Regions from separate parts of the Homo sapiens genome. Here all the other regions are linked to region 4. Evidence: chromatin loops called from intact Hi-C (ENCODE). Cell type or tissue: HCT116. All regions are shown on one strand.

The links. Hi-C counts contacts between places; a loop is a spot of excess contacts. Peaks named below come from ENCODE experiments on the same cell type or tissue, not always from the same donor. Only the 100,000 strongest peaks of a DNase experiment are listed, where the experiment ranks them.
Region 1: a loop joins it to region 4, with 16 times the contacts of the local background. A loop is called at or near these places in 20 of 110 quality-filtered maps.
Region 2: a loop joins it to region 4, with 9 times the contacts of the local background. A loop is called at or near these places in 13 of 110 quality-filtered maps.
Region 3: it touches region 4 in a loop (11-fold over the local background); 12 of 110 quality-filtered maps call a loop at or near these places.
Region 5: it touches region 4 in a loop (5-fold over the local background); 33 of 110 quality-filtered maps call a loop at or near these places.

The regions. Positions count from the first base shown.
Region 1 is chr2:63,021,319-63,026,318 of GRCh38, reverse strand. All of the region lies in intron 19 of EHBP1 (EH domain binding protein 1), which reads right to left. Among named protein-coding and RNA genes, the nearest start is that of EHBP1-AS1, 25 kb to the left of the region's middle. RefSeq lists an enhancer at 2,587-2,656. In HCT116, a CTCF peak has its summit at 2,664 (motif pointing right); a DNase peak (open chromatin) is centred at 2,688.
Region 2 is chr2:63,186,166-63,191,165 of GRCh38, reverse strand. All of the region lies in intron 14 of WDPCP (WD repeat containing planar cell polarity effector), which reads left to right. Among named protein-coding and RNA genes, the nearest start is that of OTX1, 140 kb to the right of the region's middle. In HCT116, a CTCF peak has its summit at 2,027 (motif pointing right); a DNase peak (open chromatin) is centred at 2,025.
Region 3 is chr2:63,542,065-63,547,064 of GRCh38, reverse strand. All of the region lies in intron 1 of WDPCP (WD repeat containing planar cell polarity effector), which reads left to right. Among named protein-coding and RNA genes, the nearest start is that of WDPCP, 44 kb to the left of the region's middle. In HCT116, a CTCF peak has its summit at 2,830 (motif pointing right); no DNase peak of the experiment used is centred here.
Region 4 is chr2:62,785,120-62,790,119 of GRCh38, reverse strand. The region is part of intron 5 of EHBP1 (EH domain binding protein 1); the gene reads right to left. Among named protein-coding and RNA genes, the nearest start is that of EHBP1, 82 kb to the right of the region's middle. RefSeq lists an enhancer at 4,758-4,827. In HCT116, a CTCF peak has its summit at 2,590 (motif pointing left); a DNase peak (open chromatin) is centred at 2,589; H3K27ac peaks cover 3,329 bases.
Region 5 is chr2:63,486,125-63,491,124 of GRCh38, reverse strand. WDPCP (WD repeat containing planar cell polarity effector) reads left to right here. Exons shown (of 18, transcript NM_015910.7): 3 at 3,631-3,678; 4 at 4,539-4,583. Among named protein-coding and RNA genes, the nearest start is that of WDPCP, 100 kb to the left of the region's middle. In HCT116, CTCF peaks have their summits at 2,804 (motif pointing right) and 3,957 (motif pointing right); a DNase peak (open chromatin) is centred at 2,824.

The DNA of each region.
Region 1 (5,000 bases), 240 kb before region 4:
CACACACACACACACACACACACAAGGTAGAGAGCCATATTCATTACTCAAACTTCGGTATCCTCTCTTGATTCCTAGAATTATTGATAGAGCAAGGCATGGTGATTCCTCCCAGCAGAGTGTCAGAGTTTTTCTGACTGCCTATGCAAGCATTAGAAAGGACTATCCACAGAAGTAAATATGTTGGGCAACTCAGTGCAAGTCTGAAGTTGTTAGTTTCATTGAGTATATTTCTAATGTCTTTATGTATTCATTTTACTGCACCAATCAACCAAAATGCATCCTAACATCATTCGGCCTTTTTAAATCCCCTCAATGCACCCAAACCCATCAACTACGCATTACCCATTTTTCTTTTCTTAAAGCAGCTACTCAATTGCAAACCCTCCATTAGACATTCCCCTTTCCAAGGTTACACATGTTCTGTTAAGTGTATTCCAAAATCCTTGTGCTAATTGCCATTTTGTTCAGTTAGAAGTCTAGAGAAAATCTAATGTGTGACTCCCAGAATCTCTAAAATTCCCAAGGATTAAGTTACTTTCATATTTCTTCTCAACTTAATCCCCAGGATATGTTCAGTTGCCCCTTTTATCATGATATAAATTTTAAAATACCCCATAGAGTGAAGAATATCATGGTACCCCAATAGTTCACCTCAGATTCTGGCATAAATCTTATGCGTCAATCTCAAGCAGTTAGCTTTATGTCCTTGTGTTGTAATGTCCTTTCCCTTCTCTCCAAAGCTACAGCCCATTTAAAAAGGGCCAGAGCCTCACGCCTATAATCCTAGCACTTTGGATGGCCGAAGTGACAGGATCATTTAAGCTCAGGAGTTCAAGACCAGCCTGAATATAGCAAGGCTTTGTCTCTACTAAAAATCAAAAAAGTTAGTTAGCTGGGTGTGGTGGTGTGCACCTGCAGTACCAGCCACTCAGAGCCTGAGGCGGGAGGATTGCCCGAGCCCAACAGATGGAGGCTGCAGCGAGCTATGACTGCATCAAAGCAATCCAGCCTGGGTGACAGATCAAAACCCTGTCTAAAATCTGTTTAGTCCTCACAATACACCTGTTGACACAGTACTTCATTTTCATTTCCCATACTTGTCGCCATCAAATCAAATTACGTATTTCAGAGCTTAGCAAAATATCTACCTAATCTACACTAATAATTTTGTAGGATGATTTTAAAGAAAACATTTTTATCATCTATAAATGATGGAAACTAATCTTTTAATGAAATTCCATTATCTAAAACCAAACTTTGTTGGCTTTATGAATGTTTAGTACTTTTTTCTAGAATGGCATTCTACTTTTTTTTTTTTCCCAGAGTGGATCTCGCTCTGTTGCCCAGGCTAGAATTCGGGAGAGCAATCATAGCTCACTGTAACCTTGAACTCCTGGGGTCAAGCAATCCTCCTGCCTCAGCCTCCTGAGTAGCTGAGACTACAGGTGCACACCACCATGTCTGGCTAATTTTAATTTTTTTGTAGACATGGGGTTTCACTCTGTTGCCCAGGCTGGGCTCAAGCAATCCTCCTACCTCAGCCTTCCAAAGCACTGGGATTACAGGTGTGAACCACCATGCCCAACCAGTATTCTACTTTTGAATAGCAATGTTCAGTATAACTTTGATTCAAAATAAGCATTTGAGTAAAAACAAATGGTCTTAAAAGTGTTAAATTTTGACTCCATCTAATTTTTTTTTTTTTTTTTTTTTTGAGACAGGGTCTTGCTGTGTTGCCAAGGCAGGAATACAGTGGCATCATCACAGCTCACTATAGCCTTGACCTCCTGGGTTCAGGCAATCCTCCTGCCTCAGGCTCCTGAGTAGCTGGGACCACAAACACATGCCACCATGCTGAGCTCATTTTAAGTTATTTGTAGAGACAGGGTATTGCTGTGTTGCCCAGCTGGTCTTGAACACCTAGGCGCAAGTAATCTTCCCATCTTTTTTGTTTTGTTTTTTGTTCTTTTTGAGACGGAGTCTCGCTCTTGTCATCCAGGCGGCAGTGCAATTGTGCAGTCTTGGCTCACTGCAATCTCCACCTCCCGAGTTCAAGTGATTCTCGTGCCTCAGCCTCCCAAGTAGCTGGGATTACAGGCACCTGCCACCACGCCTGGCTAATTTTTGTGTTTTTAGTAGAGATGGGGTTTCACCATGTTGGCCAGGCTGGTCTCGAACTCCTGACCTCATGATCCGCCCACCTTGGCCTCCCAAAGTGTTGGGATTACAGGTGTGAGCCACCGCGCCTGGCTGATCCTCCCACTTTGGCCTCCCAAAGTGCTTGGATTACAGGTATGAACCACCAGACCTTGCATTGGCTCCCTCTAATTTTATTCTCATAAGAAAATAAAATATTTATGACTTTTAAAAATTCAATTCTCTAGAAAATTTTTATACCTGAAATATAAAACTATCTCTAATTTTTTAAAGCACTAAAATTTGTAATAAACTCATTTTTAAAATAAACAATTATATCAATCTAAATGTCTTCCTTGACTTGTATCTTTAACTTTCCTTATGGAGCTAGATCCTTCAAAAGCACAACAGATATAGCCATGAAGAGATCTGTCAGGTTCCAGTTCAGAAGTGTCTAATGTGGAGGACAACATGCTAGTAGGGAAGAAACGTTAGTGCTTGACACAATTCCTAGTTTTGGCCACCAAGTGGTGCTATTAATTCAGAGTGAACTGGCACTGGGGGCATGGGATTGGTTGGCTTTGGGGTGGGTAAAGAGTAGAAGAGCAGTCTACAACCAGTCAGTAAGTACAAGGGACACTGACAAGCCAGATGTTTGCAACTCTGTATACTGTGAATTCATGTATCAATGTCACTAGTTTAAACACAGAGGATAAAACTAACTTACATACTTTCATTTTTACAGGTAAAGTCCACTGTCTTTCCTTAGGAAAATAACCGTTTATGTATATATATTTGTATCAAATCTGATCCTGTAAAGCTACACAGCTGTAAAAATAATCACACTATTTTGATTAATCTTTGTTTCTCTAAAAAATTCCTCCAAATTCCATTAAAACAAAACAAAAAACGGTTAAAGAAAACCAAACTATTAAGCAAACATTACAAACATTAATTAGTAATATTAAGCATCTAAAAATATCTGATTTATTACTATTTTTATTTGATACAGAGTCTTGCTATGTTGTCCAGGCTGGAGTGCAGTGGTGTCATCTCGGCTCACTGCAACCTTCACTGCCCAGGGTTCCAGCGATTCTCTTGCCTCAGCCTCTTCTGTGGCTAGGATTACAGGTGCACACCACCACGCCCAGCTAATTATTGAATATTTAGTAGAGATAGGGTTCTGACATATTGGCCAGGCTGGTCTCGAATTCCTGACCTCAGGTGATCTGCCTGCCTCAGCCTCCCAAAATGCTAGGATTACAGGCGTGAGCCACTGTGCCCGGCCTCTAATGTTTTTAAAAAAAATAGGTATCAACTCAACAGGTTTTCTTTAACTTACACTGTAAACTTTTTCTGATGAGATAGCTCCTTTGAGTGCATGAATACTTTTCACATTTCAGCTCAGAAGTGACAAGTGCGGATAGGGAACAGATACAATGACTATATAAGTTCAGTTTTCTTATGCAAACCACCTACAGGCCTATGAAAAGTGTTAAAAACATAATGAGTAACTAAAAGAAAGACTTAATAATCTACCATCCACTGGAAGAACTGGCAATGTTGGCCAGGTGCGGTGGCTCATGTCTGTGATCCCAGCACTTTGGGAGGCGGAGGCAGGCGGATCACCTGAGGTCAGGAGTTCGAGATCAGCCTGGCCAACATGGTGAAACCCCATCTCTACTAAAAATACAAAAATAACCTGAGTGTGGTGGTGCATGTCTGTAGTCCCAGCTACTCGGGAGGCTGAGGCAAGAGAATCACTTGAACCTGGGAGGTGGAGGTTGCAGTGAGCTGAGATTGCGCCATTGCACTCCAGCCTGTGCGACAGAGTGAGATTCTGTCAAAAAGAAAAAGAAGAAAGAGGAGGAGGAGGAGGAAGGAGGAAAGAGGAAGGAGGAAGGAGGAGAGGAGGAACTGGCAATGTCTCCACAATAGAATGGCCAATGATGTGAAAACACAACTTTGTAAGCCTGCATAACAATGAAAGTAAGGTTCACGACTATTCAGTTGGACAGCTCTGTCTCCAAGATGAAGGACCTAACAAGGGTCAGTAATGCATCCAGTTGTTTCTATACATTAGCATCCGTATTTTTAAGTAAAAATGTTTCGAATGCCGGGCGCGGTGGCTCACTCCTGTAATGCCAGCACTTTGGGAGGCCGAGGTGGGCGGATAACGAAGTCAGGAGTTTGAGAGCAGCCTGGCCAACATAGTGAAACCCCGTCTCTACTAAAAATACAAAAAATTAGCTGTGCGTGGTGGCAGGTGCCTGTAATCCCAACTACTCAGAAGGCTGAGGCAGGATAATTGCTTGAACCTGGGAGGCGGAGGTTGTAGTGAGCAGATATCGAGCCACTACACTCTAGCCCGGGCGACAGTGTGAGACTCCGTTTTAAAAAAAAAAAAAGTTTCCATTTGGGGAAACTGGGAGAAAGGTGTCGGAACAGAGCTTGCACCCTTCTATAAAGTACCTTGATTTTGGTTCGGGACTCAGGGGCCAACGCATACATACTTATCCATCTCTGATGTCATTCTCTGTCAAAACAAATTATGAAATGTTGGTTAATCTTCTTAGGGGATGAAGTCAGGATGAAACAGAGGAGGATAAATGCATTTGCAAAGTTGACTCTTACCTGATGTCCTAAAATAGATTTCTCAAAATACAATGTCTAAGTTCAGTTTGCTTCTGTAAGTGCCTAACACTCATATAATAAGTGTAGGAATTCAGATAAAGGGACTAGCACAATTCCTAAGGCTTCCTCCTAGTTATTAATCTATCTGTGAAAATTATGGCGTTCACAAAACATTCATTAAAGTTACTTTTTACATATAACCTAAGGGTTGAAAAACAACACAATAA
Region 2 (5,000 bases), 400 kb before region 4:
CTGCCTCAGCCTCCCAAAGTGCTGGGATTACAGGCGTGAGCCACCATGCCCAGCCCTAAATGTCCCAATTTTTAAGTGTTGGTAAATAATTCAAAATAGTTGTTAAATACTGTAGATCAAACATCTATAAACTGAATTTGGCACATGGACTCCCAGTCTAAAATCTGTGTTCTAGGAAGACAAAGCAAAATTCTAGGTAATTCATGCTTCCGAGCAATAATTCAAATTTACCCAATTCAGGATCTTTCAGACCAAACACTTAACCTTTCCATAAACTGAACACAAAGGTGATTATAAAGTAATAGGTCATTCAGGCTATAATCACTCCCTATCCCATCCTGTACCCCACCCCCACCAAAATTCTGCTTCTTTGTAGTTCATTAGTTTAAGACATTAAGCTTTGTTTAGTAGGTGGTACCAAAGTACTAGTCACATCTAGAACCTTTCCTGGAATTGAGTACACTCAGTATTATATTTCAAAAATATAATCACATATTATAGCTGTAATCTAAGACTATCAGATTTAAAATAGTTAATATAAATTTTTTTTCTAACTCTTGGTGTCCTTTCTAAAAGTTATAACCATATTAAGTTGCTGCCACTATGGATCTTACTTTCATTTTATATTGAGGAAAACACAATTTAAACATATTTACAAATATAAAGGACCCAAAATATGTCCTTTAGCATCTTCTAAAAACTTTTCTCCTCTACTTTTTTTTTTTTTTTTTTTGAGACAAGGTCTCACCCTGTCACCCAGGCTGGAGTGCAGTGGCATGATCACGGCTCACTGCAGCCCTCAACCTCCCCAGGTCAGGTGCTCCTCCCATTCAGCCTCCCAAGTAGCTGGGAGTACATGTGTCTGCCACCATGCTTGGCTAGTTTTTGTATTTCTTTTTTTTAAGAGATGGGGTTTTGCCATGTTGCCCAAGCTGGTCTTGAACTGCTTGGCTCAAGCAATCCGCCCGCCTCAGCCTCCCAAACTGCTGGGATTATGGGCGTGAGCCACAGCACCCGGCCTCTTCTCTACTTCTATGTTGTCACTATTTGTTTATTTTTTTCTGCCCCCTCTCCCCACCCTGTTATCACACTGTAAGCTCATTAAGGATGGGATTATGTCTGCTTCATCTTTATATCCCCCAATCAGTAAAGATATCTGCACAAAATAGACCTTCAATAAATGTTTGCTTTTAAGAATGAACAATGAAACCTAATTTTCACATTTGAAAATGAAACCATCTAAGAACTCCATTTACTGGTAGAGATACATTTTCATTTTATCTTACTGAATAGCAAAGAGTACAATTGATCCATGTAGTGATATTCTGGAAAATAAGTATGTTAATAGAAGGACCTACTACACTTTTCATCCTTAAAATAGTACTAGCATATCCAAGCAGAATGTATTACAGAAAGTTTTGGGAGGAGACAGTCCATATGCTATATGTATCTTCTAATGGAATATAAAAAGAAATTCAATAACAGTAAGGATTGGGAAAAGGACTCAAGGTGAGAATAAGTACAATGTTTTGTCTGTCAAGGAAAAAGCATTTAGTCCTCACCTGCTGCAGTTTTCAAATATATATATCTATGTAGATCTATATACACACTGTGGAAATAATATACATAAGTGACATTAGCAAGATGGCAGATTAGGAAGCTCCAGGCCCTCATTTTTCTATGGAGACAAATCACCTGTAACATATACATAAAAATAGCTTTGTGATAAATCTAGAAATTAGTTAATGGACTACAGGACTCAGGCAAGTGCAAAAACAAGAGAATGGATGGTGCCTGAGAGGGTAAGAGAGTTCATTGCATTTTGCTTGCCTGACACCTCCCTTGGAACAGAAGAAATAGAGTGAAACTTAAGTCCAGCATGCTAACTTGTTTGTGGGTTGCAGTGCTTTGCTCAGGGAACTGATGAGAATGACAGTTTGCATAGTTTGGGTACAAGATTAGAGGCCACTGAAAACAGAGGTTAATGCCTTAGCATGTTAGACAGGAGAGACTCTGCGGTTCTGCAGGCAGGCTCTAGGGGGAGCAAGAGATTAAGGGCAGAGGACTACAACAGAAACGGCTCCCGCGAAGACACAGGAAAGAAGACAGTCAGAAGCACCCAGATACACTAAAAGTAAACATACAACCCCAAAGAAAACGCATCCCCAGGAAAAATCTGAGAGGTCTTAGAACCTCTAGCCAGCCTGACTGGTCACAGTTTTCCCCTAAGTAAAAGTAGTTCATAAAGATTGAGAAAGGTGGCTGTTTCTTCAAATGCTCAAATCCCAACAAAAGACGACAAGGCATACAAAGAAACGGGACCATGGCCTGACCAAAGGAACAAAATTAAGCTCCAGAAATTTGCCTTAAAGAAATGCAGATCTGTAAGCTTCCTAAAAAAGAATTTATAATAACTCTCATAAAGATGATCAAGACCTACAAGAGAACACAGAACTGCACAGAAATCAGGAAGACAATGCATGAACAAAATAAGAATATCAACAAAGAGAAACTATTTTCAAAAAATTATAAAGCCAGGCATGATGGCTCAAGCCTCTGATCCTAGCACTTTGGGAGGCTGAGAAGGGAGGATTGCTTGAGCTCAGGAGTTCAAGACTAGCCTGGGCAACATAGCAAGACCCTGTCTCTTGAAAAAAAAACAAAAATAAACTGTGGACCTGAAAAATATAAGTGAACTAAATAATTCACTAGAGGGGTTCAATGGCAGACTTAAGCAAGCAGAAGAATCAGTGTTCTTGAAGTTAGCACATTTGGAATTATTGAGACTGAGGAGAAAAAAGAAAAAAAATGAAGATAAATTAACAGAACCTGAGCAGAATAATATATGTAGTATAGGAGTCTCAAAAGGAGGAAAGAAAGAGAAAGGGACAAAGAGCTTATTTGAACAAACAGTGGCTACAGACTTCCCAAGGCTGATAAAAGAAATGGACCTACAAACTCAAAACTCAATGAACTCCAACTATGATAAACCTGAAGAGACCCATACCAAGACACATTATAATCAAACTGTTATGAGTCAAAGGAAGAATCTTGAAACCAGCCAGAGAAAAACAACTCATCACGTACAAGTGAGCCAACTAAGGTTATCAGCAGATTTCTCAATAGAAACCTTGAAGGCTAAAAAGAAATGGGATGATTAAAGTGCTAAAAGAAAAAAAAATCAACTAAGAATACTGTATCCAGCAAAACTGTCCTTCAGAAATGAAGAAGAAATGAAGACCTTTCCAGATAAACAAAAGCTGTTTAGTCAATGTTACTAGACAATAAATACTAAGGAGAGTTCCTCAAATTAAACAAAGGATGGTAGGCACCAACATAGTAATATGAAATTATAAAGTTCTCCACTAATGATAAACATTTAAATAAATATAGAATCCTATATTGTAATTCTAGTGCATAAATCCACTTTTAATTCTTGTATATACAAGTCTAAATGAGTAAATCACAGACACACACAATTATAAATCTATGTTAATTGGTACACAATATATATAACAGGTAATTTATGACAATAACATAAGGGGGGAAATGGCAGCTGTAAAGGAGAATTTGTGTATGCAATTGAAATTAAGTTATTAGCCTAAAATAGATTTGTTATAACTTTAAGATACTTTCTGCAATTGCAGTGGTAACCACAAAATATCCATACAATGCACACAAAAGGACAAAGAAGGGAGTCAAAGACAGACAGTAACAGAAGAATGAGGGTCCAAAAAGCCACAAGATATACAGGAAACAGGTAACAAAATGGCAACAGAAAATCCTTCCATATCGGTAATTACTTTAAAGTGAGGCAATTAAACCCCTCAGCCAAAAGACATATTGGCTAAATGGATAAAAAAAATAAAAATAGGATCCAGTGATATGCTGCATAGAAGCACTTTAGATCTAACACCACATAAAGGCTGAACTTGAAGGATGAAAAAAGATATGCTATGCAGACAATAACCAAAAGACAGCAGGGATATCTATACTAATATGAGGCAGAATAGACTTTAAGTCAAAAACTGTCACAAGAGACTAAGAAGGATACTATATAATGATTAAAGGGTCAATTCACCAGGATGATATAGTAATTATAAATATTTATGCACTAAATATCAGAGCTCTTAAATATGTGAAGCAAACATTGACAGAATTGAAGGGATAAATACATATCAACACAGTAATAGTAGGAGATTTCAATAGCCCACTTTCAATAATGGATAGGACCACCAGATATAAGATAAGATCAATAAAGAAATAAAGGACTTCTCTTTTTTTTCCCCCAAGGCGGCAGATCAGAGACTCTTTTAGCATGCTTCACCTATTTGGAAGCAAAAAAAAAAAAAAACACACACACACACAAAACAGTGCACAGTCATATAGTGCTCTTTTATTCAAGAAGGAGCACAGAAATTCAAATCCTGGAAAATAAAAGGTGAGAAGGCACCCTGAGTAGCAGCATCTGGCTGAGAACTGTGAGTGAAGTCCCCGATATGGTAGAGGAGCAAATTGTGTACCTCTGTGATCTACCTTTCCTCTGAGAAACCATGCCACCCAGGCCATGGGAAACTACCTCGGCCCTTCTAAGCCCTGGGGCTAACATGGCGAGAGGCCAGGAGACTGAGAAAGAAAAATGCTGGGAAATGCTCCAGTATTTTTCTCAGACCTGGGATCTAACAGGAGGATGCTCTTCTCAATCTTGGCTCACAACAAACTGGGCAGGATTCAGTAACCTGGCAACAGTAGCCATGGGCATTAGAGATTCTTGGGCTGGAGAATGGAGTGCTGGGACTGGAGGTGGGGAAGGGCCCCCACATCCAGAACTGAGTGGTGGTTGTGGAGTGCATTCAAGCCATGGGTTCTGAAATTGGGCTTTCCCCCTTTGTGGAACCAGAGAGGGAGGAGATTTGCTAGAGAGCCATGGTTTTCCCCAAGTGGCAAGATTTGTGGACAGGGATGGCACTGTGATCTAAAGCCAGTCTGCACTGACTTTC
Region 3 (5,000 bases), 760 kb before region 4:
TAAACTGTCTTTTAAACTAGCTCACTCTTTCATGTTTCCCAGCTCTCTAATCTGGAATTAATTCTTTCTATTGAGTTTCTAATTTCAAGTATTATATTTTTCATTTCTAGTTTATTTACCTTCTCAGAAATCTTTTGTCTTTTTTTTAAAAAAATAGTTTTCTGTTTTCTGCAGTATTTCCAACCCTGTTTTTTATGTCTTTAGATATAAATATAGTTATTTATTTTCTGTGCCTGATTCCAATATATTAAGTTTTTGAGTTTGTTTCTGCTTTCTAATACCTTTACTGGTTCTTTTTCATGATACCTTGTTTTATTGTGTCATTTTTTAAATTTGAAAAATTAAATAAGGCTTTGGGCTCTGGAATGATCTTGTAATTATTCTTCCAAGAGGAACTTTGTTTGCTTATGCTGTGCATTTGAGGTCACTTACAAGCCTGGCACCAGTTTGGGCTAAGTCAAGATTTAAAATGTTTTGAATACACCAGTCAAGATAATTTGGACTGTAACTGTATGCAGTGGCTTGCTTCAGGCTATGGTGTCTCAGGTACAGAATCCCCTGGCCTCCTTTCAGTGCCAAGGCAATTTTAGTTGGAGTTCTCTAGAGTAGGAAAGATTGGGTGAGTTTACTTTTCTTTCCCTTTTATGTTGAGAATTCAAACTTGTTGTTAGAATTGGATTGTCTATTAGATCCCCTACCTTGAGCAGGCCTGGACTCTGTCTTCTTTCCTCTTGAATTTAAAAACTACATTACTGTTTTGCTCTGAGTTCATATTAAAGGCTCTGAGTTATCTATTTCCACATACGTCATGCATAAAATATCTCCTTTTACCATTTTCACTTCATTTTATTCTTTAGGCGGAACAGTAATGAGTGTTACCCCATTTCTCCATTTTGCTGATCAGAGGAGCTAATTACAGGCTAAGGCCCTCCCAAGCGTGGCTCTCATTTTTCTGCTTCAGTGAATATAGTATCCCACAATATTTTTGTAGGTATAGTTCCTTGGTGTGCTGGGTTAGACTTAGGATCCTGAGAGGTATGGCTGTCAGATCTTAGGAGACTGTATTGTTACAGTTGGTCTCTAGGATCATGGGAGCAAGACCCTGCATCAGTCTAGCAAAGATAAAGGTTTTGGTAAGTTTTATGTGAGTCAGGAAAAGCCTTCAATCCACAGGCACATTTCACAGTACTTTTTTTTTTTTTTTTTTAAATCTGAGCGCCTCGTTCAGAAGAAACGAGAGGGGCTGGAAGAGCCCTTTGTAGACCATTGCACCGTTTTTTGCCAAGGAGGTGTGTCATATTCTTGTGTACCTTCAGCCTCTAGAGAATACACTGTGGTCCATGAACACTTGAATGTTTCTAGGTGGATCTGAGTTCTACTTGACATCATGGCACCAAGAAAATCACTTGGATTGTTTTTTTTATACCCTGCTTTAGAGGAACAAATTATATAAATCATACCTCGACTAGAAAGAAGGTGAAAAATAAAATGTTCGGGTAGATTATCACAGGGTGGATAAGAAAATGCATCATTATAGAAGCCTGATGCTGGAGAACAGAGGGTAATAGACACTATCCAAAGAAGATTTGATTGCATACCTTTGCAGTTTAAATGGGAAGCCTGGACTAGTTTTCAATTTGGATTGAAGCCCTCCATTTTCATTCATCTGTCTCTTTTTTTCTTTCTCTTTCTCTCCCTCCTCTCTCTCTCTGTCTCTCTCTCTCTCTCACACACACACACATACACACACATACACGTGCACACACACACACACATTCTACTCACACACTTTAACACTTAGGACTACTACTCTAAGCCAAATTGTATTTGGCTCTCTCCTGGCTTTCAACACTGGAGGTTGGCAAGTTGGAGAACTGGTATACTTACCAGCCAGGGAATTCTGTAATCCATGGCCGTGGCACCCTGCTGCTAGAAAAGGAATAGGATTGGCTCTCCCAAGTGTAGATAATGGATCATAAAGTCTTTGGAAAGGCCTTAGAGTACCTTTCTGTTTTGCCTGAATTCCTCTTTTTCTCCCTCCAGCTTACTTTATGAATTCTTAGTTTTAACTATGTAAAGTCAATGTTGATTCTAGTAATTCACATGAATAGTTTATCACTTATGCCTGATTAAAATGTAGAACTGCAATAATGATTAGTAATAATCAGGTACATTATTAAATAAGTCTCAGGTTAATATTTTAAATTTCATATAATATGGTAATTTATCATTCACAGATGCACATTTAAAAAAGTTATTGCTCAACACTGTAACAGGAACATTAATTTTAAAAAATCTAATAACTATTGAGGAAACTAATAGTAGCATACCTTTCCTTATATACAGCTTTTAAAATATGATTCTGAGTGAAGAACAGGCAAAAGAGCCTACTCTGCCTACTACTCTGTTGTCCTCAGGAAGCCAAAGGAGTAGAGAGAAGAGGAGATATACACCATTATCGCTTTTGCCCATGAAAATGGTAGGCCACCTACCATTCTCATTTTTGTCTATTAATTTTGACATTGAAATACATTCTAGATTTTTAAAAGTGAGTCTTTTTGAAATAATAGAGAATCAGTTTGAACACATTTGAAATATGTATTTCAGTGTACACTCAGAATATTTTAAATAGATTATAATTAAAATCCAAAATTTTAATATATCCCAAACTTAATAGTTTATAAGTCTTTTATAAGTCAAACAAAGTTAAACTTTATAAGTTGAAGATAACAAAGTTTAGATGGTTGATGTAGTATGGTGGTATCATGGTGGTGATGGTAGGGGTTTTTGTTTTGTTTTAAATGCTGAGAACTTTATTAAATTTGTGGAATTACTGAGTAAACACTAGGTGGTGCAGTTGTGCAAGGACCATATAATGAAGTATGCATTTTTTGAAAAAAGGTGTCAGGATGAAATTAAAATTATAGTTTGAAGAAACTCTTTGGAAATAAGAATTATCAAAATACTAAAATAGAATGAATGAATCTTGCTTTGCTATTACTTGGTCTGGGATTTAAATGGGGACCTATCTTGTGATTTACACTAGAAGTCTCAAGCTATTGGTATATTGTTTGTATTGCATTTTAAGCTCAGCTAACCATACCACCCTCCCCAGAGTACAAATAAAGTACATAAAATATAAAAGAAAATACGACAACAAAAAACTGATCCAATTTGGTTTTCTGTAAAATTTAAATATTAAATTGCTCTCTGACTACAATTAAAGAGGCTTACCTTCTACTATTTCAAATTATTCTAAAATGCCCTAGGATTTGAGTAATTTTCTGTAATATTATATCTCATCGAGTAATTGTTGATCAGTTAAAACTTGAAAAGTAGCTTTCCTTTTGGCCTATGTGTCTTCTTTTATTCACTGAAAAAACCCTTGCATTCCTATGTATATTCAAGTCATTAAATTATTAAAGAATCAGCTTCTGCAATGAAAAATAATTATTATTGTTTTATTTATATGTTGAAATAAAGTAAAAAAAAATTATATGGATAATAATTTAAAGCCTTAAGTCTTAATTTGGAGAGGTTTTATTTTCCTTTTAAGTTATTTTCCAATTTGAGACACAATACTTTTTGGGAATTAAAAAGAAAAGCCATCTGTGTTTTCCCGTGATTTTGTGAATAATGTTTCTGTTACATTTGTATTTAAATATTTTTCAATATTTTTGAAGCACAAAATAAGGCTGTCTTATCATTTCAAAGCATTCAATGGTCATCACAGAAAATCAGGATCAATTTAAGTACTTCAGTAGGCTATTATAACTGACAGAATTACACAAACTATATGTGTATTCGTATATGTTATTTTTCTGTGAATAAGATAATGCTCTCTCAGATGCAGAGTCATACAAAACTGATTTTTGTACTTCACTAATGTAGTGAAACAATATAGGATATAAATGATTTTCTTTTAAAACTTATTTTCCATTAACAAACAACTGTACAAAAATCACAGCATTTTTGGAAATCTAGATTTATGTTTTATGAAATTCTTTCACTATAATGTTTTACTACTTCTCTTCAAAACTACCACCTTTAGTATTTTTCTTTTGAATATTTGATATTTTTATTTTGAGGTAATGTTTCATTGCTTATGAATAAATTATTACACATTTATTTCAGAATATGTTCAAGTTTCCTTATATATAAGAATAATTAGATTTTTTACTAGTAATTAGCAGAGGAGGTTTGAAGGGAAGAGGTGTTTTCCTTCTGTTTGTGAAACAGATGTATATGTGCACAGACTCATGGACATACATATGCGTCAGAGACTGCCTGGGATTACTGTAAGTCCAGGTGGCTGGGCCATTGCTCATGGTTTGTTTGATGATATATATTTTCATTTTAAATTTATTTTAAGTTTCCTTTGAAACTTTTGGAATGAAACATGTAATTAATATTTTAAAAATACATATTTAGTATTTGAGTAATGCAAGCCAGTTTTAGACAAAATGTTACAGAAATAATTTGTGGAATTGTAAAATCACTATTTTTGTAATAGTTGGAGCCTTTATAAAGTTACTTGCTGCTTTGCAGATATAACCATTATCGCAATTGCCACTATTTAATGGTACCCATGGTAGCTACATTACCCAGGGGGCTGAATAGCCATGAAAATGGGAGTAACCTCTGACCTCAGAAATCGTTCTTTTAAAAGAGGATTGAAACATTGGTGATAGGAAATTTGAATTGCTCTTGCAGCTGCAGTGTTTGTTCTGTGAATACTTAATTTAGTTTAGAGCTATACTTTCTCGTCCAAATCTGTCAGTCTTTCAGAAGCATCAAATTCACTTCAGGAAGAAAAAAAAAATGCTTCCTTCCCAGGCCTGTATTATTGAATGCAGTATTCAGGCTTCAAATAGTTTCATTTAGGTAATACATATAGTCTCAAGAATGGGAGTCCTCACATTTGACACGCTCTGTTAAATATATAGTTCATTCAAACCCCGTCCAAGATATTGCTATGCAGTCACTTATTTTGGATAATC
Region 4 (5,000 bases):
TCAAGAATGCATGCTGCTGCTACAGTGGAAATATAAATATTCACCTGGGCTTTATTTCAAAGACTGGCTCACTGAAACTATTTAATAAGGCCTATAAAACTAGGAGGATGTGGAAAAACAATGTGTAAGAAACATTTTTCTCAACAAATTATATTCGCTGACATCATATAGAAAACTAAAGGTGCTACTTCAAAAACAAGTAAGTTTTAGGTAACTGGCATCAGAAAGGGGTTTTTCCTAGTTGTTTTAACAATCTCATGTTTTTTAAAATTTGCAGGAGTGCTACCCTGCAGGCATCTGTGACAGCATCACGAGGTTTCATATTTAGTGTGGGTGGTTGGATAAAATTGGACATTGATCAGTTTTGTGTGTGCTGAAAGGCACCAGGCTGGAACACTGTATTCAGCATTGGGTATGAGACTGCCAGTGCAGTGGGTTGGAAGATGTATGCATTGGCACTCCGTGTGGAACCAGGAGCTTACTTAAAAGGTTACTGAAATCTTGACTTTGGCAGCTGTCATCTTTAAGTGATCATGAATAGTTAAGAATTAAATCCAGAGCCAGACCTCTGAAGATCAGAGGTTGTGCACGTTTGAGGCACTAACCGTCCTTTATAACATTCTGTCCTCAGAAACAGAAAGCAGGGAGTAGGCCTTTTGGTGGGTGGGTGGGTGGAGAAGTGTTACATAGTTGAGAAAGTCACATTTTTAAAACACTCAGCTAAACTTAACTCTATCAACTTTCTAGGTGGCATTTAAATTAAAACGTCAGCAGATGTAATTACGTAAATAGATGAAGCAACTTTGTAATATTTTACCAAGTTAGGAATTCCAAGGTCTTTTTCTACTACATATATATGTGTTTGTGTCTTCCTAATGTACATTCTGAACCCTTTGCCTCCAAAAACAATTTGAAATGGCTATGCAGTCTCACAGAGCACTCTTATTAATGGCAACAGCCAAAAGACTACTCCATACTATCTGTTCTTGATGACTGGGTATTATAAAGGGCCAGCAATATCTCAAACATGCACAACTTCTAGTCTCCATAGGTGTGACTCTGGATCTAAGGTTTAACTCTTCATGATCACTAAAAGAAGACAGCTGCCAAAGACAAGACATTTTCACAGGACATATGCTTTTCACAGTGACTCCTCTCATGTTCCCTACCACCAGTAAATCAAATATTTTTCCCACCAGAGCTAAAATATGGTAACACAGAATTATTCATGCACAGATGAGTGGCGTTTCATAGATTTGTGCTACAGCATCTAATACATCTAACAGGGTCACAGCATGCCTTCAACATCTGCAATTAGTAATGAAGGTACTGGAATGGTATGATCTATTAGGTGTAAATTAAATATAGGTTTCTGTTAAAGATCAAGCTTATTGGCAAACCTTCAGAAACAGGTAAGAAGAATATAAAAACAAAATTAAGTAAAATAATTTCTTAGTAATAACAGAAAATAATTGCTTTTCTTAAGTGAAAGGAGGCAAAAAAAGCCTCTTATAAATTAGTATGATAAAGTTTAAAGGAAAAATATATAGTTAAACTGGAATTTCAAGCTTCTAGATTCCAGAAACAGGGTTATTTTAAGTTTCCTAATTTTCTAGAAAATAACAACAGGGTTTTTTTTTTGGTACACAGGAAAAGTCCATAACATGAGTATTACTCAGAGTGACAGATTAATAGACATATGCAATACCCACCCCTCCACCTATACTATCAAAGTTTAGTTCTTTTAATTGGAAGAATTTGGTTTTAAGGGAAAAAACATCACAACACATACGAATTATGACTCCACTCCCTAGTGGGCAGAAGTTGGGTGATTTAAATAAGAGAAAACATACAAATATTTTATATTGGAATAGGAAAGACCACATAAACCTTTAAATATATAACATTTCATCAGCTAGCATATTTTTAAGCAATGTTAGAAAAAATTACAGAATTATTGTATAATTACAAAAACATCATTTGTCTATGAAAGAAAACAATTCTAAACCACTTAATTTAAAAGAGGCATTCTTTAAAAATCCCTTTTCCTGGCATTAAAAATAAACTGTCACTGAGAAAAAGAAAAAAATTCTCCCAAAGCCTTCTATCTAAAACACAATTCATATTTTGATGTAAAGAAACCATCCTACTCCATTCCCCCAAATCACAACCTTAAAGAGTTGCTACTTAAATATTAGCCAGTGCTCTGTGAACCATTTTATATTAAAATTGGATAGTTCTAAACACCACACATATAAAAAGTATTGTTTGACACAGTGCCATTTTGATGATAAATTGCAATCTATAGCTCAAATAATTCTACCCAGGGATTAACATTTCAGAGGCTGAGCCAGAGATTATGTGTGTGGATCTTGAATTTCATCATCTCCCTTTGGCACAATAGCTTATTCTTCCTTTTTTCATCTATTCTTTCATGAAGGGTCAGGAAAGCTTAGCCTTGCTATTGCATTCATTTCATCTCTACATTAACCAGATACCTTGCAGTCTTTAGTTCTTATGTGTTATTCCATTACAACTACTATGCTGCACTGTGCTATGGCTAATGAGGTTTGTACCAAATCAAAGGGTGCCATCAAGTGGTTATAATACTCTAAACAGCATTACACTAAATGACTATTCCAGATAGGCTTTCTTCAATATAGACAAACTTGCCACGCCTCTATGAAAGAACACATTAATGGAGCAAGGGGGTGGGGGGGGGGGGCAGCGGTGCAGTGTGGGGTGGTGCAGGAGGGGCAACAGGAGTATCCATATTAATTGTTGTTTTGTATTTTCTATCCTCAGGGATTTCTTTTCCTGCATAGTATATTTATAAAATATAACTTTAGAACCATTGTTAAAATTAGTATTTATGTCAGCAGATTATCAAATGATATTTATTAAGTATAATTCAAGCACGGCAGCAGAACTGGGAACTAAACTTTATCAGTCAAAAATCATGACTATACTGATAGGAGCTTATTTCTGAAAATAAGCAATAATAGTGCACATACTTAAAGAAAGACAGCGTCTTGTCAGATTCATTTCCTATTGCTAATGAAAACTTGCAAGGCTATGAAATACAGCCAGTAATATTTGGTTTATGTCATACAGCCATGCCTGCGGTCTAACAAGGAACATAGCAGTTAAAGTGAGAACGTATTTTCAGTTATTTAAAACTTTCAGCAGTCTACTCAACAGGCTACAGGGGTCCCTTAGAGTTTTGAAGACAGGAATCAAGAACTGCTCTTAGAAAACACACAAGATAACATGCAATTCAAAATTGCCCACTCTGCAGAGCTGGCCAAACTGCTGCTGCCTGCAACTGTCCTGTACCAGTGAAACCTAACACATAGGCTTAAAGCATCTTCATAACTATATACTTAATTCTGCTGCGGAGAAAGCAAATTATCCAAGTTCAGAAATTAAACAAGATGTGAAAAATTAAATCATAAAAGCTAACTTAATCTTTAAGATTCAAGGTGCAGTACGAACACAGTAGCAAACTCCAGGCAAAACTAAAAATCTGTATGATGACATTGATATATTTTCTACATAGCTATTGCAGATTGCCTACAAAAATATTTCTCATCCCACATTTTCTTCTAGAGCCTTACCACTTCCCAATCAAGAGGTAGAGTCTAATTCCCCTCCCCTTTGAACCACGGCAGGTTTGTGATTGGCTTACAGCTAACATAAAATGATGAAGTAACACTATGTGGCAAGGCTAGGTCAAGAAGGTGATGCAACTTACACTGGGAGAGCTAGAATAGTCATTCTTGAAGTCTTTAGCTGCCATGAAAGTAATCCAACTGCCTTGAAAAAAATCCACACTAACCCACTGAAAGAGAGGAAATGGAGAGGCCTTGATACCACATGAAATGCCAGGGTCCATCTCATGGGCTCCAGTCCTTCCTCCCCTCATGTTCTACCCCAACCACCTCAGACTACAACTGCATGAGAGATTTCAAAGCCAGAACTGCCCAGCCAAACCCTAATATGACTATAATCTGATCTATTTAACTGAATCACAAGTGGCAGAAAATTATCAAGTTCCAGCAAGCATTGCTGCACTGCTTATAACAATGTTTAGTTGGTTACATACGGGAATGCAGTAGACAACTAATGCCCACAAAGCTGGAAATACAAAATGGAACAACACGCAGAAAGGTCAGAAAAATGAGATCACTACCTCTGATGGATGAGGAAAGGATGATGTGGTTCAGAAAGAAAAAAAAAAGTTTCGTAAGTTTCATTTGGGCAAGGAGTTATATATGTCCTGGAAAAGACTGGAATGGTATTACAGTAGTTTACAGCATAAGCAGAAAGTTTAAAAATATTTTAGGGCAATCCACATAAAAACACTAGAAACCAATGTAAGAAAAAGTAGGTTGTATAAGAAAGGTGAAGGAGAATACAGGGCCTTAAAATATATATTTTAATAAGAAAAAGAAAATAAAATTTAAAGGAATCTCACTTGGAAAAAAATCACTGATATATCCAACTGCCTTCTGGATATCTTTCCCCCGCCACAACCCACTCCTACCAATTCTTCCTTTGTGTTCTCTATACTGACTAAGAGCAAATTATCTAAACATTCAAACTAGAAATCTGGAAGTCACCCTACACTCTCTGACCTCCCTTAGCCCTTGAAATGAGTCACTAAGAAGTGATTCCACTACCTTCTACACACTTCTGAATCTTTTTCGCCTCTTCTCTGTCTGCACCTGCTAAGGCCACTGTCCCAGTTCACGCCCATGACATCTGTTACTTGGATAACTGAATCAGTTGCCTATCTGATCTCAAGTCCTTCAGTTTTGCACATTTCAATTCATTCTCTATAGAAATATCTTTTTTAAACTGTGGGTTATGATCCATTAGTGGATGGTGAATTCATTTTAATGGGTTGCAAAGTCAATTAAGCGGTTTGCAAACAGCATTCTAAAACATCAGGATAGAACAGAAAATACCACAGTACATCCCACAATACTTGTAAGAGT
Region 5 (5,000 bases), 700 kb before region 4:
AGGTCTCTTGGAAATTAAAAATATGTTGCAGAAAAAATTCAAAATTCAAAAGTGTAAAAGAAATCTCAGAAAATAGAAAAAAGAAATCCCAAAGTGAACTTATTTTACTGCTGGTCAAAATTTTTAATTGAAATGTTTTCTTCTTTAATCATAATTGCCCATTTTTCATATTATTCCCTTATTCTCATATAACTAGGTTTTATGCTTCTTTGAGATGGTCAACCTTTTAATCACTTGACATTCTCCTAGTCCATTGGGTCTTCTTCACTTATCTTCCTACCCAGCTTGGACCCCATGGTTGGAAGTCTGAGCTATTCCATCTTGATCCCCTTTTACCCCTTGTCCTCTGTTCATGCCCAGCAAATTCCTTCCCTGTCCCTCCATGTGTCCTCAAGTTTTCTGTCCCTGTTCCTTCTATTCTGAGTCAGTGAATGGTTTTTAGAGAAGAATCACACAGTGGTGCACAGTAGCCCCATGAGAATAGTCTTCAACCCCAACTGCATTTTTGCAGGGCCTACCCATTCTCTCTATTGGGACATTCTTCTATTTAACCTTTTATGAATCCTACTTCTTTAGGGCTCGGCTTTATTAAGTCACTTAGAGAAGCCTTTCCTGCTATCTAGACTAAATTAGTAACCCTGTTAATGTGCTCTCATTATGCTTGATGTTTATTTTTTAAATGTTTGAAATAATCACAAACTTATAGAAAAATTGTCAGTACAGAGAATTTTTTTTCTTGAACCGTTTGAGAGTTGTAGCCTGATGCTTTATCACCTCCAAATACATTCATGTATATGTCCTACAAAAAGGATTTTGTCCTGCATTACTGTATAAGCCATTGAAATCAGGAAATTAACAATGATGTACTTCAGTCTAAATGGACCAGTTTACCAATTGTCCCATCATTGTTCTTTTTTTAGGAAAAGGATTTTTGTTCACAGTAACATATTGCATTGTTATGTTTCTTTAGTGTCCTTCATTCTGGGTTATTCTTCATCCTCCGCCTTTTTTTTTTTTTTTACATTTTCATGACCTTAATATTTTTGAAGATATTAGGTGAGTTATTGTGTAGGATGATTGTAAATTTGGTTATATTTGAAATTTCCTCACAATTAGATTCAGGTTATGCATTTCAATGCATCCTATCAGGTGGTGCATAATTTCAATTTGTCCCTTTCCTGATGATATTCATGATTACCTGATAAGATAGTGTCTGCTCGGCTTCTCCACTGCAAAGTTACTTTCTTCTTTGTGATTAGTAAGTATTTCATAGGGAAATACCTTGAAATTATGTAAATATCCTGTTCCTCATGCTTTAAATATATTATTATATATGATCAATTTATTTTATCTCTGTGGACTCAAGTTTTCCACTTTATGGAGTTGTTATAGTCATATCATTATTTTATTTCATTATGTATTTTGATGTTTAAATTGTCCCTGATGTGGCCAGAGGGACCCTCTTCAAGCTGGCTTCTGTGTCTTTTTGACATGTCCCTGTCAAAATCTGAGCACTTTAATTCTTTCTGGTACAACAAATGTTCCAGACTCATGTTGTAATTTCCTTTCCCTAGCCTAGGAATCAGTCACTCTTCTAAGGAGCTTTGTTCCTTTTAGAGGGCAAGGGTTCTAGAAGCCAAGTTCTGCTTTAGGTGCACTCATTATTGGAACATTGCTGCTCCCAGGCCCTCTCAGTGGACAGAGCTTGCAGAATGTATGTATCTATGTATACACACATATTTACATCCATATTTATTTCTGTATCTATCTCTCTATATTGAAACCATGAGTTTACATTGGTACATCTCATTCCTATCTACCACCATAGGGTTCATTCTAATTTTCTCCCTTTCCATATTTGTATTTTTCTTCTCAGACAGTGGGAAACCTGGAGCTCCCCTATTTTTTATTTATTGACTTATCAGTCACCCTGTTTGCAGTCAATCCCCTATCTCTGTGGCTACTCCTTCCCTGTATAGATACCCTTCTCACCCCATGTGGGATTTGATATACCATGTTGGGTTGCCCCCATATGTAAATGTCCTCCTTACCTTGTTTAGCCTCTAATACCCTACACCAGGCTGTTGCTTCATGTGAGTGTTCTTACCCTGCTGGAGTTCTAACACACCATGTCAGGCTGACTCTCTGAATGGACACCTTCCCCATCCAGCTCTGGTACCCACTGTAGGGCAGGTTTTCTTAACTGGATGCTCTCCTTATTCTGCTTGTGTTTTGACAGTTTCCACTCTGGGCCAGATGCAGTAGGTCAGACTTGTGCACATAATTCAGGATTCTTTATGATCTTCATAGTTCTATTCTAGAGTTATGATATATATTTGGATGTATGGAATGATGAGTATAATTATAGGGTGGAATATTTTAATGGAGATATTGTCTGCATATGTAGTGCCTGTGGTTCTTAGATTTTTTAAAAAAGCCTTTTTATTGAAGTATAATATATGTACTGAAAAGTGTAAAGATCATAAGATTATGTTGTGAACCATCAGAATATGAAAACACCCATAAAATCACCATCCAGGACAACAAATAAAATATCAGTATCCAAGAAGTCCTACTCATGATTTTTCGCAATAAATCCTTATTAGATATATTCAGTCTAACCAGTAGACATAAACTGCATTCTTTAAAATTGTATGCCTCTACTAATGGCATGATGAATAAAATAGAGCTTTAACAAGTACACGCAATTGACTATTTTGAAAGACTATATTTGAAAAGTTAATTATAGCAGTAATACTTTTTTTTGAAGTTTTATCATTCAGTTTGAGAAAGTCTGGAGCAGTCAGTCACTAGGGGGCAGCCTGTACTGCTTCCACCTCTTTAGAAACAGTTGTATACTCTTTATCCTTATGTTAGTAACTGAGAATTATTTTGCATTGAAGAAAACAAATGTTCCTTCAATGAAAGAAATATTTTATTATTCATAGATATGAAGAAAATGGACAAAATTATTTTGTTCTCTTATATTTAAACTGGAATAATTCCTTGGTTAAATGAATCTTGACATCTGGGAAGCCCAGCTTTGCTTCTTAGGTAGCCCCAGCAAAGTGTCCGAATTTAGGTTTAGAAGGGGTTTTCCCTGTCTAAACAAGTTTCAGATAATAATGTATCCAAACGTTCCTCTAATCTTCCCTTTCTCGTCTGTGGATTTCTCCCAAATGCCGTAGAATAGGAACTAGACTCTTGAGCTAAATTGGAGAAAAGAAAACCACAGCTCAGAATCCAACAGGGCATTTTCTTCCATCCACTGATTTCATCTGGCATTGCTTAGTGGCAGTTCCTTTTGGTAGAACCCTGTGAAAAATATCAGAGGATGTGTGAAAGAGAAAACTTGGTGTTTCTTGATTTCAGTTCTTTACTAATCTTTTTCTCATGCCATTCTAGTTTTGTGTAAATCTTTTCTCATTAGATTGATAAACTTTCCAGTTTCTGCATATCCCTAGAATAGACGAACTCATCTCCGGATGCTTTTGAGCCATTTTATTTCTAGTAGCATAAGGAGACTGTTTCTGCTTTTCTCCCTATCCTTCCCCTAATATAGTATGGCTTGGCTTCTTATTCTCTGGGACTTTTAAATCATAATTTAATGTTATTTCTTCCTTTCTATAGATAGAGACATTGGGATCTACCAGTATTATGACAAGAAAGATCCACCAGGTAAAGTACCTATTCTGTGCAATTAATTTTTATTAACTAAATATTCTAAACCATGAAATACTGACCATTAAAAGCTCTCTTCTCATGAGCTTTAGATAAATTCTAGAATTTTAAGAAAAGTCCCTTCAGTTCTTTAGAAAAATGCTGAGGTTGATATCTATCTGTTCTATATAAAATAAAGTAGTATCGAGAAAATGCTGTAGAAAGACATGAAAATTTTCATTTTACTGCTGATCAGGCTGATTATAGGGCAGTCTATTCACATTTATTTATCAGTGTCCCAGTAGAGGGCATTGTTAATGCATGGGTCCTACTGATGCTGGCCTCCTGGATCCTCACCTGATATCTGAAATAGGCATTTCTGAGTGAATGATCAATTTTCTTTATCTGATTAATCCTGCTAATCCCAGAAGTTTTATGATGGGCCAAAAGGTCTTTCTAGCTAGAGTTACTTCCTGTTTTGGTCTCCGTTGAAGTGGGCTTGTGTGAGCAGCCTGTGTGCTTAGCTTAGTGGTTAATAGGCTGACTTCATGGTTCTGATGACAGACTGAAGCAGCTTCTGTTCTGGGCTCTGTTGCAGTTCTCTTTCCTATCTGATCAGATTGGAAGCTCAGGATATTGGTCCACCTTTTGTGCCCTTTCACTGCAAATTTAGGAAATATCTCTATGAAATGAAAACATCCAAATTATGGCATTTTTTTCAACTGTCCTTTTAGAACCTAAGCATAATTTATTAATCTCAATAATGCATGTAATGTTAATAATACCTTATACATGTACATATTAAAATACAAGGCATTATAATAAAAATAAATTCTACTTTTGTTTTTTTCTTTCTATCCCTTCTGCCACAATATCAGCGACAGAGCATGGTAACTTAGAAAAGAAGCAGAAGCTGGCAGAGTGTAAGCTTACTTTATATTTTTTGGAATTATTATAAAACTGTAAAGTTCAGTATTATAAAATATTCATCTGGAACAAAGAGGAAACTTTATTCCCTCCAAATTTTTTAAATTCCTATTACTTAGGAATATAAACATATAAGTAACAATTGTATTTGTCAGGCCTTTCTAATTTAGATCGTTGAAATCTCTATTCAATTTTGATAAAATGTTTGTTTATATAAACATAAAATTTCATAATGAACTATATATTAGTATATTTAGGATAATTATACCAAGCTTAAATTCTGATAGTAACATTTAATTATTCATACTTTGCCTAAATTGTTAACATGTCTTACCCATTTTTAAGAAAATAGTATTTGTAATATCAGTATTAGCATTTTATTCACTCTAGTCTTTTCTGATCTCCAGTATATA